Linked DNA regions of Homo sapiens: regions 2 and 3 are each linked to region 1. The links are chromatin contacts, found by Hi-C or POLR2A ChIA-PET in ENCODE. All regions are on one chromosome and are shown on one strand. Each heading gives the region's core, a stretch centred on a gene start or an enhancer-like site at or near the end of the contact. The rest is flanking DNA. Distances are from core to core; before and after follow the strand shown. Region 1 holds the start of DCUN1D3 (defective in cullin neddylation 1 domain containing 3). Region 2 holds the start of COQ7 (coenzyme Q7, hydroxylase). Region 3 holds the start of VPS35L (VPS35 endosomal protein sorting factor like).

Region 1 (4,849 bases), core at 913-3,412:
ATGGCTGGCTCCTTCTTTATACTTAAAGCTCAACTTAAGTGTCACTTCCTCAGAAAGATCCTCTTTGACTGCATCTACAGTTAAGACACTTTCAATCACATCACTCTTATTTTCTTCAGCGCTTGATCAAAATCTGGTTTACTGGGATATATATTATGTCTCTCTCTGTCCCCAGCTCCCACTCCGATGTAAGCTCCATGAAAGGGTGAACCTTTTGCTTGTGTTCACCTGTGTACACCCAGTGCCTGAAACACTGGCTAGCACTTAGGAGTCAATAAATGTTTGTTGAATTAATGAACTGTGAACTTTTTAGTCAATGGCAAACTAGGTTCTAAATCAGTTAAAGTGAGAACAGTAGTCATTCTTCTGTTGTATTTTTGTGAAACATCTAAACACGCTGTTACTGGTATAATCAAGCATTAAATATTCTGTTTTTTAGGGCCCGAAAGCCCTGAATAGGACTTCCTAGCATCAGATCTTCCTAGCACTATGCATATCAAGCTCAGTTACAGAAGGACAGGACTTACGGGCACTTTCTAATCAAAGGACTCCGAAAATGTAGGCACTATCTCTTAAAGTTCTTCAGAAAACAGTTTCAGATTCTACAAAAGATTTCCGAAGAATGTATCAACACCAAAAGGAAAATCATAACACTTCACTCTGATATCTGTCTGAGAGGCTAGAAGAGTGCTCCTTGATTTTTTTTAAACCAACAGCATATCAACAAAGAGGCCTTCTTTCCATTCTTTGCTTCAAATAATTTTTTCACATCCGTTATTGGTTTGTATTCGCCCTTAAACCAAAACTAAACAGATCACACTGTCTCATTTAGGACCCCCATACACAAAGAATCAGCTACGTAAAGATGAAAATCAGCACAAGCTGAACGTGTCACTGATGATTTGTGTGTCACACATAAATGGAGAAAAACATAAAAGAGCTATTGTCCAATTGTAGAAACAAAAAAGTAATATGGGGTTTTCTGTTCTCTGAAGTGCATCATGAAAAGTGGGTGGAGAGAAACACAGAAATCCAGAATTAGCCTAGCAAATCATTTTGGGAAGAGCTGACAACATGTAAATTCCTCACACATAAAGTATTTCGAGCAAGAGACCTTGATTCCTGGGCTATGATGCCATTCAGGATTCCTTGCAAAGGCTCTGGAATTCCAGTATTCATAAAAGAAAATGCTCATTATAATCGGAGCGTAAGAGGTACTCCCAACGTGACAGCCTGTATGAAGTATTACAAAGCTTACAGTTAAGATCTGGGATAGAGGCTGAACACCAAATTCAAAAGAGGTAACCAAGGCACTAAGTGCCATAAAGGAGGAAAGGGGAAGAAAAAAAAATCCACTATTGCCACTCAGCCACAGAGAATTAAAGTGGAAACCAGGGGTGTGCATGGGGGAGGATGAGGGGTGAGAAGTGCGGGGGGTGTGGTGGAGGAACAAACAATACATTTGTCACCCCGTCCCACTTCCTATAGAGGATACAGGCAAAGCCTCCAGCCTCATTACCTCGGACACAGATGGTTATCGTTTATAGCAAAGGTGCACAAAAAGGCCTTCAGGTCTGAGCCCCTTAATTCCAGGGCTGTTAATGATTAAAGAGAACGATGGGGGTGGGGAGGGAAATGAGGGCGGAGGGAGCTGGGAGATTCACCCACCACCTCCCCCTAGGGCTCCTACCTCACAGCGCTCACCCAGGACAGAGGACCAGAGTCTGCACCCCCTCCAGGGCAGCTCCAACCCCATATCCCCAGGCCCTGGGTTGAGGGGTGCTGGCGGTGGGGAGGCAGGGACAGTAGGTAAGTTTTCTGAGCCCTGCGGCTGACACGCCACAGGCTCCCCTCACAGCCTCTTCTTTCAGAGGTACCACTCCAGACAACGCGCTGACTTCCACTCCTCCCTTTCCACCCCCCTTTCTCGAAGGTACCCAACCCCCGCCCCTTCATCTCTCAATGCCCCCCCGCCTTTTCCTCAACTCCCCCCCTCCCCAAAACTCACAGCTGCTCCAGAGGTTCCTCCAGTCAAACCCTTTCTGGAAACGACGGCGGCCCGGCGGGTCCAAACCACCTACCATCCCCGCTCGCGTTTCCAGGCTCCCTACCCCCGCCGCCGCCGCCTCTTCTTCCACCACTGCCACCGCCTCCTCTTCATCTGCGGCCCACCGGCGGCGGCCGCCCCGAAGCCCCGCCCCCTCCATCGCCTCCTGCATCATCACTTCCGGTAACCCCGCCGGCCGCCAGCTCCAGGAGGGAGAATGGGAGAGGGGCAAGGAGGGAACGAGTGGAAGATTGCGTCACGACGCACATAAAGACGTACGAAGCCGTCGCCAAGTAAGGGCAAAGACCTAGCAACCCGGAGGGAGCTGGGCTGGACCATTTTTTTTTCTTGTTTTACGGGAATGGAGCGGGGAGGATAATGAAAGCGTAAAGGAAAAATAGGGGGAGGAGGAGCTCAGCTTATTGTTGGATGCGGCGGGAGATGGGTAGAGTCAGTCAGTCGAGACTCCCCCAGACCTGGAACTGGTGCTCCCACAGAGGTGGGCCCGGTGGTTTGGTCCGGCCTGGCCTACTGGACCAGCCTGTGCTCGGTCGGCCACGGCTCTGCTGGGCTCCTGGCGCCGCCTCCTCCCAGCCCGCCGCGGGCTGCGCGCTTCTGTGGGTGGGGGAAGGCAGGACTGACGCAGAGTGAGTGTAGGGGATGGAGGCGCCGACTCCAGGCGCGGGAGACTGGCGGGGAAGGGGTTGGCTCCCCACGGGCAGGGATGGTTTGGAGGTTGGGCTGCGGCGTTGCCGGGAGACGGGCCTGTGTGACCCCAGCTTCGCGGGGGCGGCTCGGTGTCATCGCCACCGGCCTCGGGGACCTGCCTCACGGAAGTGGCTCGCGCGTCCAAGAGGGGAGGCCTGGTGTGGGGACGCTCAGGTGCCGGCGTGGGGCCCCCTCGGAGGCTGTGAATCTTTTGGACCCCCGAATGTAAATGGGAGATGGTAGGGGCCGGTCCGGGGGCGAGAGGTGTCTGGCTGGGGAACGTTGACCCACACCAGGTCCCGTACAGGAACGGAGACTCCCTAGGACCGTGAGAGCCAGCTTCGTAATTCTCTTGCTCTTCAAACCTGAGAGTAGGGTGTTGCTCCGTTACCTTCCATTCGTGTGCAGGAGAGAGTTAAGTAAATCAATAAAGAAGGTATCAGCAAGTGAGAAATGCCCCCCAAAGACCGGATGAGGTGACAGAAGATGGGGGGAGGGCCCCTCGAAATCGGGTAAGGTCGTTCAAAGGAGGCCACGGTTTTGCGGGGATCCGAGACAATGGGTTTTCTGGGTGGAGAGAAGAGCCAATGAGAAGGACTTTTAGGTTGGAAACAGCCAGAAGGCCATGTGGCTGAAGCAAACAGAGCCAGGGCCGGAGTGCCCTGTGATGTAGTTGGGGAAGTGGCATGACTGTAGCAGCGCCTTTTAGCCCAAGGCAGGGGTTTGGCTAATGTGTACCTTAAGGGTTTTAAGAAGGGAAGTGACCTGACCTGATTTACATTTTTAAAAATCCGCTCTGCCTGCTGGATAGAGAAGGGTGGAAGTAGTTAGACCTGTTAGGAGACTGTTGCACTGTAAGACAAAGGAGAGGTGAAGATAGTGTTGAAAGGGCCGGCCGGGCGCGGTGGCTCACGCCTATAAACCCAGTACTTTGGGAGGCCTAGGCGGGCGGATCACGAGGTCAGGAGATCGAGATCATCCTGGCCAACATGGTGAAACCCCATCTCTACTAAAAATACAAAAATCAGCTGGGCGTAGTGGCACGCGCCTGTAATCTCTGCTACTCAGGAGAATCGCTTGAACCCGGGAGGTGGAGGTTGCAGTGAGCCAAGATCGCGCCACTTCACTCCAGCCTGGGCAACGGAGTGAGACTCCGTCTTAAGAAAAAAGAAAAGGCCCTCAGTCACAGTGGAAATGGAGAGAATTCCATTCAGCATATATTTGGGAGGTAGTGCTTGCAGGACTTGCTGGGGAATTGGATGTGAAGTGTGTAGGAGAGGGAGGAACCAAGGTTAACTCCCTACGGGAAAACAGTTTAGAAAGGAATATCGAAAGTTCTCTTTTGAACATATTAAGTTTGATAAGTCTATTAACAAGTCAAATGAAGTTGTCAAGAAGTTAGATATACAAGTCGGGGAAAAATCATAGTTGGAGATAATAAATAAGGAAGGCAGGGAGGAGCTCCCAGATCACCTAAGAAGAGCGTGTAAATAAAAGAGGAAGACCCCTAAATCCCTTGGGTTCTTACCATTTAGAGAGTACCCAGAGAAGGAGAAGCCAGCAAAGGAGACGACACAGACAAGACCTCAGAGATCAAAGGAAGAGGCCCCTTAATATCCTGGAATAATGGGACCCATCCCCGTAATCAGTGAATCTCATCCACCCGCTTGCCAGCTTCTACCCGCAGCAAGTAGAAGCTAAGTCCTGGCTCAAATCTCTTCCCTCCCTCCCTCTCCCAGCTGTCAGTGCTTTTGGACTTGTGCTCAGGTAATTTGTGTCCGTTATAGAAAACCTGACTTTTTGGATAAATTGTCTGTTTATATGGCTGTCTCCCCCAGGTACTGTTTCTTATTTGTGTCTTCCTGGCTCCTGGTACAGAGCCTTGTCCATATGGTGGTTGTAGCTGGGCAGGAACACTGTGTTCATAAGGTATCAGCCATACAATCCAACAGCTTCTCACAAAAAGGGGCTTTTGTCCCTGCCACTGCTGCCAAGCCCACCACAATTACGATCAGTTCCACAATATAGTGTAAAGGGTATCAGAAGATGAATAAGAAGGCCTGGGTTTCAATCCTGGATCTGCCACTGACCAGC
Region 2 (4,849 bases), core at 1,455-3,954, 1.8 Mb before region 1:
AAAGTGCTGGGATTACAGGCGTGAGCCACTGTGCCTGGCTGTGTTTTTTTTTTTTTTTTTTTTTGAGATGTAGTCTCACTCTATTGCCCAGGCTGGAGTGCAGTAGTGCGATCTCGGCTCACTGCAACCTGGGTTCAAGTGATTCTCCTGCCTCAGCCTCCCAAGTAGCTGGGACTACAGGTGTGTGCCACCATGCCCAGCTAATTTTTGTACTTTTAGTAGAGATGGGGTTTTGCCCTGTTGGTCAGGCTGGTCTTGAACTGCTGACCTCAAGTGATCCTTCCACTTCGGCCTCCCAAAGTCTGGGATTACAGGGGTGAGCCTCCGTGCCTGGCTGGAACTAGTTTTTTTAATGGATAATTTGGTGGGTAGGGGGATGGAATTAGGGAATAGTATGCATTTTTGTTTTTTAAATTTTGTTTTGCCATTATAAAAATACTTGTTTTTTATAGCAAATACAGAGAACATCAAAAGCAACAGAGAAAAAAACTTAAAAAGCAGCACTTATGGGCACGCACTGTTAATCCTGGCAAAATTCTTTTTAAGATAGAAAGTACAGAGGGAGGGAAAAAGAAGGAAAAAGAAGGAAAGAACTTTGGTATTCTAATTTCTTTTTCACTTAATATGTGTTTTCCTGAAGAATCTAGTGTTTTCTCCTGTTATTAAAAGCTCTTTACAAACATTTCAATGGGCTACATAACATCATACAGTTGGATTTTTTTTTTTTTTTTTGAGCCAGAGTCTAGGTCTATCACCCACTCTGGAGTGCAGTGGTGTGATCATGGCTCAGTGCAGCCTCAACCTCCTGGGCTCAAGTGATCCTTTTAGCCTCACAAGTAGGTGGGATCAGAGGCACACACCACCATGCCTGACTAATTTTTAAAATTTTTTGTAGAGATGGAATCTCACTGTGTTGCCCAGGCTGGTCTTGAACTCCTGGGCTCAAGTGATCCTCTCGCCTCAGTCTCCCAAAGTGTTGGGATTACAGGCGTGAGCCACTGCACTCGGACATGATGTTTTGATATTCAATTGTTGCTTAACATTTTGTTTCCAAATTTTCCCAGTAATAAATAATGGGCACATCTATAAATCTTTGTCAACATTTTTTCTCCTTAGAAACAGAGACCTAGGCCAGGCGTGGCGGCTCACGCCTATAATCCCAGCACTTTGGGAGGACAAGGTGGGAGGATCACTTGAGGTCAGGAATTTGAGACCAGCCTGGCCAACACAGCGAAACCCAGTCTCAGCTGGGCGTGGTGGTGTGTGTACCTGTAATCCCATCTACTTGGGAGGCTGAGGCAGGAGAATCGCTTGAACCCGGGAGGCAGAGGTTCCAGTGAGCCAAGGTCTCCCCACTGCAATCCAGCCTGTGCGACAGAGTGAAACTCCATTTAAAAAGAACAAAAACAAAAAACAAAACAAAAAGGAAACAGAGACCTAGAAGTGGTATTACAGCAAAGGTTTTGAACATTTTAAGGCTTTTGAGCGCCAGATTCAGACACTCAGTAGTTTTACATGAGAGTGCTACAACATCCTCACTAAGTAGTATTTGGGTTCATCATAATTTTAAATTATTTTGGTGTGTCAATTTGAACACTAGAGTGATATAAAAACTAAAAACTTGAATTCAATAATTTTACAATTGTATTCCATCTTAAAATATTTTATGGTAAACTTGGATAAAGTATATAAATAATCCAAGGGTGTAAAGTAGAAAGTGAAAGCTCCCTTCTCCCAGTTCCAGCCCCCTGATGTTGCCAATATTAAACGTTGTATATCCTTGCAGACACGCATCTTTGATTTTTGCCCTCATGTACATTACTCATTTAAAAATTATTTCGTTGAGTAGATTCCTAAAAGTAAGACTGCTGTATTATATGATCTTTTTAAAGTATGTTGCTAAATTTCCCCTCCCTTCTCAAAAAATTCCAATTTGCACAAATATACATGCATACATGCACACAGTACATTAAGGTGGATACCAAGGATAAAACATGTTCTCTGTTTCTGAAAATAGAGAAAAGACCGGGAAGAAGTTTAAAGTTGGCTTTCAGCCCACCAATAGAGATAACACTATATAACACCATTAACCATGTGGTGCATGTAATTTAGATATACATATAATTTTATTTATTTATTTATTTTTCAGACAGGGCCCAGGCTAGAGTGCAGTGGCAGAATCACGGCTGACTGCAGCCTCGAGCTACCGGGCTCAAGCTATCCCCCCACCTCAGCCTCCCGAGTAGCTGGGACTACAGGTGTGCTCCACCAGACCCGGCTAATTTTTAAAATTATTTGTAGAGGCGGGGTCTCGCTATGTTGCCCAGGCTTACTATTTTAAAGTAGATGTAGGATACAAATAAAAAAAAAAATCTCCTTCCACGTAGGTAAAGCAGGAAATACCGTGCCTTGTTAATAAGTAATTCCCTCATGATCCTTTTCCCCAGGAACTTGGGTGAGAAATCATAACCTTGTCCTGATCTTTCTAAACAGCAATTTAGCATTTTCATCTCCCTGGCAACCCAAGGCGCCTTGGCCTTGGTCTTCCGAGTGATTGACAGTGACCCCACCCAATAAAATCTTTTTATTTGTCGTATCTAACCAATCTAACCCCTAGCGCAGAGCTAGGGGGCGTTCCCACCGGTGCGCGGGCGAGCTGAGCCTTCCTTACGTCTGCTGTGCGTCATCAGTCCGAGCCAAGGGCACTATTGGCCAGTTCCGTTCAACGAAGTGGTTGCTTTTTTTAGTTCCGGCAATGAGTTGCGCCGGGGCGGCGGCGGCTCCCCGCCTTTGGCGGCTGCGCCCGGGGGCCCGGCGGTCCCTCTCAGGTAAAAGGAGGCGCGCAGTCACAGTCCTGCGCCGGTCTAGCGAGCTAGGGAATTTTCGCTTGAGGTTTGGGTCGAAGAGGTCACGGGGGAGAGGTTCGTAACGTCACAGGCCTGCGACGGAGCGCGACTGCGTGACTTCGGCCTCCGGGGCGCTGGCGGGCGGGGCGGGGTCTGTAGTTAGCGGCGAGAGTGACAGGAGGACAGGGGTTGTTTCGGCAGTGACGCCTGGGGAGTGACGCAATTGCACCCCTGTGCAGTGATGTCACGGCAGGTGCGGCCAGCGTTCCGAGTCGAGGACAGTTGGCGACACTGAAAATTCAGCGTCTCCGGGAGTCTCTCTCTTTGTAGTCTTTGCCCAGGGCCTTGCCAGGCAAAGGGTAGCCCGACGACCAGCAGCCTCCGCTACTTCTGGGCGCTCGCTAGAAATACAGATTCTCGGGCCCCACCCCGACCTACTTGGTCGGTATCTGTGATCTGTGAACAGGACCTTTAGGTGATTTGCATGCACTGTAAACTGTGAAAGCCATCAGTGTAGTGGAAGGAGCATCGAATTTAGAGTAGAGAGACATGGTTTTGGACCCTGGTTCCTGCTTTCCTTGTTTCATCTGTGCTGCCTTAGAAAATTGTCATGAGCCCGGGCGCGGTGGCTCCGGCCTATAATCTCAGCACTTTGGGAGGCCGAGGCTGGAGGATCCCCTGAGGTCAGGAGTTTGAGACCAGCCTGGCCAACATGGTGAAACCCCGCCTCTACTAAAAATACAAAAATTTGCCAGGCGTGATGGCAGGTGCCTGTAATCCCAGCTACTCAGGAGGCTGAGACAGGAGAATCGCTTGAACCCGGGAGGCAGAGATTGCTTTGAGGCGAGATTGCACCACTGCACTGCAACCTGGGCGTCAGAGCGAGACTTTGTCTCCCCCGCGCAAAAAAAAAAAAAAAAAAGAAATTTCATGAAGTCGTTTTCTCAACGTTAAATTACCGTGTACCACTTTCGGGATTTTTGCCTAATGGCAGTACTGCTTGAACTTTTGATTACTAGATGTGTTTTTTTGTATAGCTATGTCCCATTTAAAAATTAAATTAATTTCCTTGAAACAAAATCCTTATGGTGAATGGGAAGCCAGTGCCACTTGCCACAAATGGGTGAGTAATCATTAAAAAAAAACAAACAAATTAAAAAGTTATGAAATTGTATTAAATACTGTCTTTCTGTTACAAAGGGGAAATTAGCAAGTGTTGGGAAAGTGTTAAGGCTATACCAGCTGTAAATGGAGTTATCTTCCTTAATGAAAGAGATTGCAAGAGATTTTGAAAGAGTACCCCTTACTACATGGGGTTATTTGCTGCATATCCATAAGCCACTTAATATTTTGTAGGTACCACACTGGCATGTTTCACACTTTGGGAAAATATGGACATAAAGTGATGCATTTGAGAGCTAGCACCGAGCCTCAATTTTACTTTAAAGTATATGGTAATGCAGGCAAAACTCCGAGGGTTGTTGAATGTGAATTTTAATGCTGCTCTGTTCAGCCAGTGAGCATAACAGAATAAGACTCATTTCTGTTTATAAAGTTACTTTGCTTCTTATATCTTATTTTATCCTCATAACTCAGTAAGAAAAGTTTATTATTGTATGTTTTCCCTTAAAAAGGAAAGAGCCTGATTATTGCCTTTTTTTTTTTTTTTTTTTGAGGCAGAGTCTTGCTTTGTCGCCCAGGCTGGAGTGCAGTGGCGCGATCTCAGCTCACTGCAACCTCCGCCTCCTGGGTTCAAGTGATTCTCCTGCCTCAGACTCCCGAGTAGCTGAGGCTGCATGCATGCACCACCACGCCTGGCTAATTTTTGAATTTTTGGTAGAGACGGGGTTTCGCCATGATGACCAGGCTGGTCTCGAACTCCTGACCTCAAGTGATTCTCCCTCCTTGGCTTCCCAAAGTGCTGGGATTACAGGCGTGAGTCGCCGCACCCAGCCAATTTTATATGTAAGAAATGTCGATCCTGATTTTCCCAAGGCTAGTGT
Region 3 (4,849 bases), core at 1,316-3,815, 1.3 Mb before region 1:
TTTAGAGTAAGGATGAGAAACTTGAGTGTTTTTAATTTAAAGATAAAAGCCTGTGTTTTACACATTCTTTTTTGGTGTTCATAGCTTCTTCTCATACAGGTGCCAGACACTGTTTGTGCTTTTGATGGATTTTTATTTATATACTTTTTTTGCTTATTTTTACTTTGAGTGGAATGTTCATTAATGTAAATTGTATTTATTTTTATACTTTTATTTTCACTAGTTTTGCTTCTAGGCAAAAAGCAAAATAAACTTTTCATCTTAAAGAAAATCTAGTTTGATTGTTTTTATTTACCAGGGGAAGGACTATTAAGAAATAGGCCGGGCATGGTGGCTCATGCCTGTAATTCTAGCACTTTGGGAGGCCAAGGTGGGTGGATCATGAGATCAGGAGTTTGAGATCAGCCTGGCTAACATGGTGAAACCCCGTCTCTACTAAAAATACAAAATTAGCTGGGCGTAGTGGTGCATGCCTGTAGTTCCAGCTACTTGGGAGGCTGAAGCAGGAGAATCGCCTGAGCCTGGGATGGGGAGGCTATAGTGAGCCGAGATTGTGCCACTGCACTGCAGCCTGGGTGACAGAGCAAGACTCCATCTCAAAACAAAACAAAAAAGAAACCGATATTAGCCAGGCATGGTGGTTCACATCTGTAGTCCTAGGTACGCTGGAGGCTGAGGCAGGAGGATCACTTGAACCCAGGAGTTACAGGTGGCAGTGAGCTATAATCGCACCACTGCACTCCAGCCTGAATGAGACTTTGTCTCCAAAACAAAAAAGAAAAAAGAAACAGATATTGAAAAGTATTAGGCCAAAACAAATATTGTATATAATCATTCTTTACAAGTTCCATGAAAGATATATCTCATTATTTAATATGTCCCCTGGGCCAGGTGCAGTGGCTCACGCCTGTAATCCCAACACTTTGGGAGGCCAAGGCGGGAGGATCACCTGAGGTCAGGAGTTTGAGACCAGCCTGGCCAACATAGTGAAACCCCGTCTCTACTAAAAGTTGGACTTTTCAGAAGGTAAAACTCAGGCTGGAAATGTCTTAACTTATTAAGAGATAGAAGCCTGCTAAGGGAAGGAGAGGGAGAAAAGAGAATGCGAAGGTTGAAGCTCACATCAAAGCTGTTAATTTGCACAACTTTAAGAATCCTCCTCTTGTTACTGCCTAATCATGCAGTGTGAGCCTAGGAAAAGGCTCCTCACCTTGACCTCTTATTGAGATGTTGCATGTGATAACATGCATGGCTGTATGGGAAGAGCTCCTTGCTTTCCCGTGGCCACCCTTTAACCCTTGTTCACTTCCAGTGTTGGGAATAGCAGGTACGAGTGGATATACTTTCCTACTCATACTGAGCTGAACACTGGAGGGCCCGTTCTGGAGATGATCCTTTTCCCTGTCATAGGTCACCATCTCATGAACAACCACAGACCACCACCCCCGAATGAAAAGTAAGAGTTATAAAAACATCGAATGCTTTCTCTCTAAGGGACCATAATGGATATCTAAGTAAGTTATAAAAGTAATAATTAAAAAAAAAATTTTTTTTTGAGATGGAGTTTCGCTCTTGTAGCCCAGGCTGGAGTGCAATGGCGCAATCTCGGCTCACTGCAACCTCATCCTCCCGGGTTGGAGCAATTCTCCTGCCTCAGCCTCCCGAGTAGCTGGGATTACAGGCGCCCGCCACCATACCCAACTAGTTTTTGTATTTTTTAGTAGAGACGGGGTTTCACCATGTTGGCCAGGCTGGTCCCGAACTCCTGACATCAGGTGAACCACCCACCTCGGCCTCCCGAAGTTCTGGGATCATAGGCCTGAGCCACCGCTCCCGGCCTAAAATAATTTTTAAAAACGTTCTGTGGTCGAAATGGATATCCACCTTCCTAGAAACACTGCTTTGCCAAGTTGGACGAAATGCGAACCCTAATTTCCCCACGTGCATTAGCTGTAGTCAATCATATTAGATCTAGGGCAGCCCTCGGTTGCTAGTCGTGGGAAGGGCATTCTGCAAGTGTCTAAAACCGCCCGCAAAGCAGTGGGTAAAGCAGCGGCCTAGAGGGGGCATGGCTGTCCCACGCCAAACAGCGTATTAGCCGCAAAACCAGGTACTGGCTGAACCTCAGTTTGCGTCTTCGCTCCGCCGCCTTCTGGAGTCCTTTCTGCCCCTAGAGGACGCAGGTGAGCTAAGCAGCAGTCATGCCCTTTACCATCATGACGCCCGCAGGCGGGACCACCCGGCACTGTAGACAGCTGCCCTTTACAATCATGACTCATAGAAACTACGGCACTCTGGCCGTGGCCGACGTTGCTCCTCCGAAGCATGGCGCCGGCGGGAGTTGTAACCCGGGCTGTCCGGAGCGGGGAGCTGCCCCTCACAAGCATGGCGTCAGCTGAAAATGAAGCCTGTGCTGTGCGGAGCGTCGCCTGCCCCTCACAAGCATGGCGTCTGCAGAAGGTGCTGTGCGGCCGCTGCGGGGCGGCCAGCTGCCCTTCACAAACATGGCGGCCGAGGGGTGCGGGGAGTGGCGGGGTAAGGATGGGAAGCCGAGCAGACGGCCCCAGAACAAGCGGTCATGTGACTGGGAAGATGGCCGTCTTTCCTTGGTAAGGAAGCAGCGGCGGGTGGGCTTTGGAGAGGGGCTGTCCTTACTTGTGATGGGGTCGGCCTGGGTCTGAGAGTGTGAATTCCTCTCTGTCGGGTTCTGGTGGTCGACCGGCCACCCCCAAGTTGTCTTGACCGTAGAATCCCTGGCCGCTACCGCGGTCCAGCGGAGCAATCTGAAGCCAGACTGGCGGGTTCTTGGTTCTCTCCCCGTCTGCTGCCTCTCTGCGCCTTCCACGGGCCCCTGTCCATTCATTCCCTAAAGAAAACTTGAGTTTCCAGGCTTCCGCGTCCCCAGAAGTTGGCGCGGGTTCTGGGGTCGCTGGATGAGGGTAATGGTGGACTCAGCTTTTAAAGTCTGGACGAGTCGGGAGATCTGGCTGTTGGTCAGTTTCCTCAGCTCCTCTGTTCACCTGGAGACTTGCTTTTCTCATCTGTAAAATGGCCGCCATTCATCCTATCCTAGGCACAGCCCTCAGACTTATTCCTTGGCCTCAAGGAGCTGACAGTATAATGGGGCAGACGCACAGTAGAGGGATGTCTAAAGAAGGCATTCGGATGAGGCACCAAGAAGGGAGTGATTATCCCCACCAGGGGGCTAGGGGAAGGCTTCAGAGAGGAGGAGTTAAATTGGGTCTTGGAGGATGAATAGGAGTCCACCATAGGGAGGGCGTGGCGTGTGCCTGGTTGGCAGGCCCGTAGGTCCCTTGTGGTTGGAGTAGCTAGGAATGAGTGACTGAAGCTTCAGGGTTCAGCAGGTGGTATGTGTGTGAGTGAAGAACTTGAGGAAGTTGTGTTGTTGATGATAGTGGGATTTGGGGACGGGGAATCTCTCCTGCATCTCAGAAAGCGAGATAATTTACTTTCTCTTCAAATGATGTGAAGTAGCTTAGATTAAATGAGCAAATGAAAGACCTTAGAAATAATCAGGTACAACCTTCTGCTTTTGAGCTTGATAAACACTTCATTTTGTCTTATTCCTTTCATTTGCCCAACACTTAAGAGACTGCTTCCTTGACACGCTACATCAGCATTGAATGCCTCTGAGCACTTCCACACCCTGAGGTTTTTTTTTTTTTTTCAGTTAATAGTCATGCTGGCTGGGTATGGTGGCTCACGCCTGTAATCCCAGCACTTTGGGAGGCCGAGGCTGGCGGATCACCTGAGGTCAGGGGTTCGAGACCAGCCTGGCCAACATGGCGAAACCTAATCTCTACTAAAAATACAAAAATTAGCTGGGCTAAATTAGTGGTGGCACGCACCTGTAATCCCAGCTACTTGGGAGGGTGAGGCAGGAGAGTCGCTTGAACCTGGGAGGCGGAAGCTGGAGTGAACCGAGATCATGCCACTGCACTCCAGCCTGGGCAACAGTGAGACTCTGTCTCAAAAAAATAATAATAAAAAATGAAAAAGTCATGCTGGCTTGACCAAAAAGCTAACCAAAAACATGAGAAACATTTGACTTCAGTGGATTTATCTGAAGTTTGCAATCAGAAAATCCAGGAAGATGCTGTCTTAATCTCTGCATCCCAGTACATTTCTACCTTTGGAATTTTAATTTTATATTACAAGCAGGCAAACAGGTGCCATAACGCTTTTAGTATTTAGGGTCTCTATAGTTCCTAATATGGCCGTGCTCTAAATATTTTGTTGTTGTTGTTTTTGTTGAGACGGAGTCTCGCCCAGGCTTGATTGCAGTGGCGTGATCTTGGCTCACCGCAACCTCCGCCTCCCGGCTCAAGTGATTCTTTGCCTCACTCTCCCGAGTAGCTGGGATTACAGGCGATGCCACCACACCAGGCTAATTTTTGTATTTTTAGTAGAGACGGTGTTTCATCATGTTGGCCAGGCTGGTCTCGAACTCCTGACCTTAAGTGATCCGCCGACCTCGGGTTCCCAAAGTGCTGGGATTACAGGCGTGAGCTACCACACCCGGCCCGTGCTCTGAACATTTCCTTTTGAAGTATGCATTCATCTTTCAGTTTCCCTAATAGACTTCTTGCTCCTTAAAAGTTAAAAGGACTGGCTGGGCGCGGTCACTCATGCCTGTAATCCCAGCACTTTGGGAGGCCGAGGCAGGCGGACCACCTGAGGTCAGGAGTTCCAAGACCAGCCTGCCCAACGTGGTGAAAGCCCGTCTCCACAAAAATACAAAAAGTAGCCAGGCATGACGGCAGGTTCCTGTAATCCCAGCTACTTAGGAGGCTGAAGTGGGAGAATCGCTTGATCCCGGGAGAATCAC

What was found. A loop is a pair of places that touch in the nucleus more often than their neighbours do. ChIA-PET counts read pairs that join two places held with the same protein, here RNA polymerase II (POLR2A). Pooled maps may share reads with other maps.
Region 2: a loop to region 1 is called in a map of CD4-positive, alpha-beta T cell, with 7 times the contacts of the local background. The contact joins the promoter of COQ7 here to the promoter of DCUN1D3 in region 1. A Hi-C loop is called at or near these places in 2 of 168 maps with a recorded cell type or tissue (CD4-positive, alpha-beta T cell and naive thymus-derived CD4-positive, alpha-beta T cell) and 8 of 50 pooled maps.
Region 3: a loop to region 1 is called in a map of B cell, with 10 times the contacts of the local background. The contact joins the promoter of VPS35L here to the promoter of DCUN1D3 in region 1. A Hi-C loop is called at or near these places in 4 of 168 maps with a recorded cell type or tissue (B cell, dorsolateral prefrontal cortex, gastrocnemius medialis and 1 more), 1 of 37 single-sample maps with no recorded cell type and 12 of 50 pooled maps. POLR2A ChIA-PET finds 5 or more read pairs at or near these places in 3 of 52 experiments (A673, HepG2 and OCI-LY7).

Annotation. Positions count from the first base shown.
Region 1 is chr16:20,898,196-20,903,044 of GRCh38, forward strand. It overlaps DCUN1D3 (defective in cullin neddylation 1 domain containing 3), which reads right to left and starts at 2,163. Exons shown (of 3, transcript NM_173475.4): 1 at 2,009-2,163. It overlaps LYRM1 (LYR motif containing 1), which reads left to right and starts at 2,576. Exons shown (of 4, transcript NM_001128302.3): 1 at 2,576-2,694. RefSeq lists enhancers at 1,723-1,772, 1,982-2,767, 2,768-3,553.
Region 2 is chr16:19,064,910-19,069,758 of GRCh38, forward strand. COQ7 (coenzyme Q7, hydroxylase) reads left to right here and starts at 2,705. Exons shown (of 6, transcript NM_016138.5): 1 at 2,705-2,828. The coding sequence starts at 2,756. COQ7-DT (COQ7 divergent transcript) reads right to left here and starts at 2,782. Exons shown (of 3, transcript NR_119381.1): 1 at 2,672-2,782. RefSeq lists a silencer at 2,729-2,888 and an enhancer at 2,919-3,068.
Region 3 is chr16:19,553,138-19,557,986 of GRCh38, forward strand. It overlaps VPS35L (VPS35 endosomal protein sorting factor like), which reads left to right and starts at 2,566. Exons shown (of 31, transcript NM_020314.7): 1 at 2,566-2,609. The coding sequence starts at 2,593. It overlaps CCP110 (centriolar coiled-coil protein 110), which reads left to right. Exons shown (of 14, transcript NM_001323572.2): 14 at 1-271. RefSeq lists enhancers at 2,161-2,640, 2,200-3,162, 3,021-3,250.